Linked DNA regions of Homo sapiens: region 1 is linked to region 2. Evidence: chromatin loops called from intact Hi-C (ENCODE). Cell type or tissue: PC-9. All regions are shown on one strand.

What was found. Hi-C counts contacts between places; a loop is a spot of excess contacts. Peaks named below come from ENCODE experiments on the same cell type or tissue, not always from the same donor. Only the 100,000 strongest peaks of a DNase experiment are listed, where the experiment ranks them.
Region 1: it touches region 2 in a loop (21-fold over the local background); 2 of 110 quality-filtered maps call a loop at or near these places.

What each region holds. Positions count from the first base shown.
Region 1 is chr13:100,482,030-100,484,529 of GRCh38, forward strand. All of the region lies in intron 21 of PCCA (propionyl-CoA carboxylase subunit alpha), which reads left to right. Among named protein-coding and RNA genes, the nearest start is that of PCCA-AS1, 2.3 kb to the left of the region's middle. In PC-9, no CTCF peak of the experiment used is centred here; no DNase peak of the experiment used is centred here.
Region 2 is chr13:100,556,011-100,558,510 of GRCh38, forward strand. The region is part of intron 2 of GGACT (gamma-glutamylamine cyclotransferase); the gene reads right to left. Among named protein-coding and RNA genes, the nearest start is that of GGACT, 32 kb to the right of the region's middle. In PC-9, no CTCF peak of the experiment used is centred here; no DNase peak of the experiment used is centred here.

The sequences.
Region 1 (2,500 bases), 74 kb before region 2:
GTCTTAGAAGCACCTTTTTAATATGATTGATGTGTATTGATCTGTTTCTTCATTCTAACATGAACATTTCTGTAACAGTCATTTCCCCTGAAATATCTAACCTGTGGGTACCTGAGACAGCTTGTCAGTTAGGAAGAACAGTGGTGGCGATAGCCACGTAGGGCTGGTTTGGTCGTGAGTGCAAGTGTGGTTGCAGCAGCTAGAGCAGAGGACTGTGTGGAGAACATGGGTCAGGTCAGAAGGCAGTAGCCAGGAGGGATGCAGAGTCGAGAGAGAATTTGTTGATTGGAATGACTCAGGTTGACTTTCAGGATGAAGAGAAGGGGCCAATAGAGAGGGAAGAGAGGACAGTTGATGAGGCAGGCTCCAAGAGAGGAGGGCAAAGCGAGATCAGGGGCTCCAGTGAAATGCCTGAGTGTGATGAGAAGAGCGCTGTCTTGTGAGGCTAGAGAGGGAACCAAGGATGGGTGGGCCTGGGAAGGCTGGAGAGGTAGCCTGTCAGGGAGCTGCTAACCCACTTAGAAATACTCTTATTGACATAACAAGGTTTTTTGTTTTGGTTTTTTGTTTGTTTGTTTTGAGAGAGCGTTCGCTCGTTCCCCAAGCTGAAATGCAATGGTGCAGTCTCAGCTCACTGAAACCTCCACCTCCTGGGTTCAAGCGATTCTCCTGCCTCAGCCTCCCGAGTTGCTGGGATTACAGGTGCATGCCACGGGTGCAGTGGCTCACGCCTGTAATCCCAGCACTTTGGGAGGTCGGGGCGGGCGGATCATTTGAGGTCAGGAGTTCAAGACCAGCCTGGCTAACATGGATATAACAAAATTTTCTATTTCAAAAGTTCAGTCGTGGGCACAAGTTGATTTTGCCTTACAGTCTTGATAGTGAAGGTGCATACTATTTTTAAAGCTGTATTCCTTAGATACTACCATATTATCTAATGTTTCTAATAATGGAATTAGCAAAAAATGACTACATCATCCAAATTTGACTTTGTACTAACATACTTGGCGTACTCCATATCCCTGAAGGTTAACAAGAGATAAATTTGGCCTAGACTGGTCTTTTCCTGAATTCATCACTTAAAAAAGGAAAAAAAGAATGGGGAGGAAAAGCCACGTTTTACTTTTATAATTTTTATTCCATCATTAAAAGTACAACTTGCTTTATGATCTGAAGAAATACCATCTAAGTCTTTCTATTAGGAACAAAAGTGAGCCTTTCAGGGAAAAAAAAAAAAGGAGCTGGGCTTAATCTGCATTAGCCCTTTGATGTATTCCCAGATTTTAAAAAGCTTCCCACTGTTCTCAGCCACGTTGAAACAGACCCAGCCATGTGTCCGGCGCTGTCCTTTTCTCCTCTCAGCACACACTTAGCCGGAGACACCTTTTGGCCAATGGGCCAGGATTCTTCCATTGCATCTTCAGCATGTGACCGTTTGTGCTGGCTCATTGGGAGTTCTGCTGCTCAGTACTCCTTCCCCAGGCAAAGACTCTTAAGTTAATAATTGGTTCAGAAGAATAAACTATACCGCCCTCTTGGTCTTCTTTTGGACATTTCTTTAAGATGAGGCTCTTACTGGTATATCTGGGGTACTTTATTGAGAAATAGAAAGTGCTAGCTGAAATAAGGCGTATCAGTCTAGAGTTAGGAAGTGAGAAATGCAATCGGTAAATTTTGCTTTTAAATAAAAATGGAAGCCCCATTTTAATTGTTGCCATTTCTAGTCATTTTATCATTTTTAACAGCCTGGTTTTCTATTTTAGAGAAGTTGCTGACCAATATTTAGAGAGCACCTCCCTAATCTGCACATCCTCTTGTGTGTGATGGTGAAGTGATGGGTTGGAATCGTTTTTAATGCTGTTTCCATTGATGGGACATTATTACCAGAAGGAGTGCTTTGTGCCAGCTGGTTTCATGGATGGAGGAAAACAATCTGGGTTTCAGTTTCACAAATAGAAAAACAAAACCTGAGAGGAAAAGGAAGTAATTCGTTAGCAGTGGCCACTGTGCAGAGTAGGATAACCTGCCTTCAAAGATTTTTGTTTCATGCACTATAATATAATGTTTAATAAATACTTTACTTCAAAGAACCTCACTACAAGAAAACTGGCCGCTTTCCTGCTATTCTTGTTCTCCGGCTCAGTATGACTATAAGTAGCTCATATCCGGTCCTCTGTGGTCTCAGGTGGTCGTTTGTGTTTATGATCCTTAAGCTGAAACTGTAAGGACTGTGTCCCTATTTTAAGTCTTTAGCAGATCCACCGTGTTCTGCAGGAATTGACAGAGGCTCTCGTGAAACCCTTGACACTTTGACCCATCTTGAGGAAAATGCTTAGATGCTAAAAGCAGTGTGCATAGGGATTACGTCCTCCAAAAATAGAAAACTCTAAATTTACTAAGCAGGGAGTAGAGAAACTCATCAGACTGCACCTCAAGTTTTTGATGTGTTCTGGTCGCCTCTGCACTCCCATTCTAGACTTCTAAACAACACGTTCAGGAT
Region 2 (2,500 bases):
AAAAACCTATGGCTAACATCCTTCTCTTTGTAGTGAATAATCAAGTACTTTCCCTTGAGACTGGATGCAAGGCAAGGACGTCCACTCTTCCTACTTCTAAATCCTCGAGGTTCTAGCCAGGCTAATAAAGGAAGAAAAAGAAATAAAAGGCATACACTTCAGAAAGAAAGAAAACTATCTTTTTTGCAGTTAACATAACTGTCAGTACAGAAAATCCTAAGAAAATCTACCAAAAGGTTACTAGAACTAATGAGGTTAGCAAGGTTTTAGGATATAAGGCCAATATACAAAAATCAATTGTATTTGTATATTCTAACAGGGGAAAACTGGAACTTGAAATTTAAAAATCCATTATCATTTATAGTATCACCAAAAAATCTGAAATACTTAGGGTCCAATTGTTTGAACAAAATATGTGCAAGACCTGTGCACTGAAAATTCCAAACACTGATGAGAGAATTTTAGTATCTAAATAAATGGAGAGATATACCATGTTTTGATGGATAATTTTCACAGTAAAAATGTTAATTCTCCCCAAATTGAGGTAGACATTCAACACAATCTTAATGAAAATCCCAGGGGTTTTTTTTTTGTAGAAATTGATGAGCTAATTCTAAAATTTATATAAAAGGTAACTTAAAGAGTGTAACTGGATTGTTTATAACTCAAAGGATAAATGCTTGAGGGCATGGATAACCCATTCTCCATGATGTGCGTATTTCATATTGCATGCTTGTATCAAAGCATCTCATGTAACCCATAAATATACACATCTAATATGTACCCACAAAAATTAAAAAATAAAACTTATATAAACATTTGAAGGATCTAGAATAGCCAAAACAACACTGAAAAAGCTGAACAAAGTTTCTCTTTTTTTTGAGGTGGAGTCTTGCTCTGTTGCCCAGGCTGGAGTGCAGTGATGCAATCTTGGCTCACTGCAATCTTGGCTCACTGCAACCTCCACCTCCCAGGTTCAAGCGATTCTCATGCCTCAGCCTCCCAAGCAGCTGGGACTACAAGCATACACCACCACGCCTGGTAATGTTTTTCTATTTTTAGTAGAGATGGGGTTTTGCCATGTTGGCCAGACTGGTCTCAAACTCCTAGCCTTAAGTGATCTGCCAGACTTGGCCTCCTAAAGTGCTGGGATTACAGGCTTTAGCCACCATGCCCAGCCCGAAGTTTCTATTTCAATACTTAACTACAAAGTTACAATAAACAAGACAGTGTGGAATTAGAGAAAAGATATGCATTAAGGTTGATGGAACATTCTTTTTGAGATAACGTGATATGGAATTAGTGGTGCGGGCTGCACAACTTTGTGAATATACTAAGACCCACTTACTTGTATACTTTAAAGTGGTGACTTTTATGTTGTGTGAATTACTTCAATTAAAAAACAAAAACTAGTTAAAAAAATCAATGGTACAGAACAGAGTCCAGAAGTAGACCCCTACTTGTAGGGTCAACTGTTTTCAATAAAGATGCCAAAGTAATTCAATGGGGAATCTATAGACTTTTAAACAATGGTGCTGGAACAACTGCATATCCATATGCAAAAAAAATAGATTTTTAAAAACCTCTTATCTCACTCCCTATACACTAATTAACTCAAAATGTATCCAAATATAAGAGTTAAACTTTCTAGAAATCTTTTGATAGGACACAAAAAGCACAAATAATAAAAGAAAACATGAATAAGTTTTGACTTCAGAATTTAAAACACCTACTCTCAAAAGACTCGGGTGAGTAAATGAAAAGGCAAATGTAGACAGAGAAAATATCTACAAAATAGCTATCTGATAAAGGACTGTTATCCAGAATATACAAAGAACTCTCACACCTCAAGAAGAAGAAAAACAATCCAATTAAAAGTAGGCAAAACAAAGGCTGGGCACGGTGGCTCATACCTGTAATCCCAGCACTTTGGGAGGCCGAGGCGGGCGGATCACCTGTCGGGAGTTTGAGACCAGCCTGACCAACATGGAGAAACCCAGTCTCTACTAGAAATACAAAATTAGCCGGATATGGTGGCACATGCCTGTAATCCCAGCTACTCTCGAGGCTGAGGCAGGAGAATCACTTGAACCCAGGAGGCGGAGGTTGCAGTGAGCTGAGATTGTGCCACTGCGCTCCAGCCTGGGCAAGAGGAACGAAAAACTCCATCTCAAAAAAAAAAAAAAAAAAAGTGGGCAAAACAGCCAGGTGCTGCAGTCCTCTTTGGGAGGCTGAGGCAGGAGGACTGCTTGAGCCCAGGAGTTAGAGACCAGCCTGGGAAACACAGCAAGACTACCTCTCCAAAAAAACCAAAACCAAACAAACAAAATGTGCAAAAGATTTAAACTGACACTTTACCAAAGACCTATGAATCTCATGTAAGCACATGAACAGATGGATGCTCACTATCATTAGTTATTAGGGAAATGCAAATAAAAACCACAAAGAGATACCATTAGAGTGGCTAACATTGAAGACTATTAATACCAAGTGTTGGCAA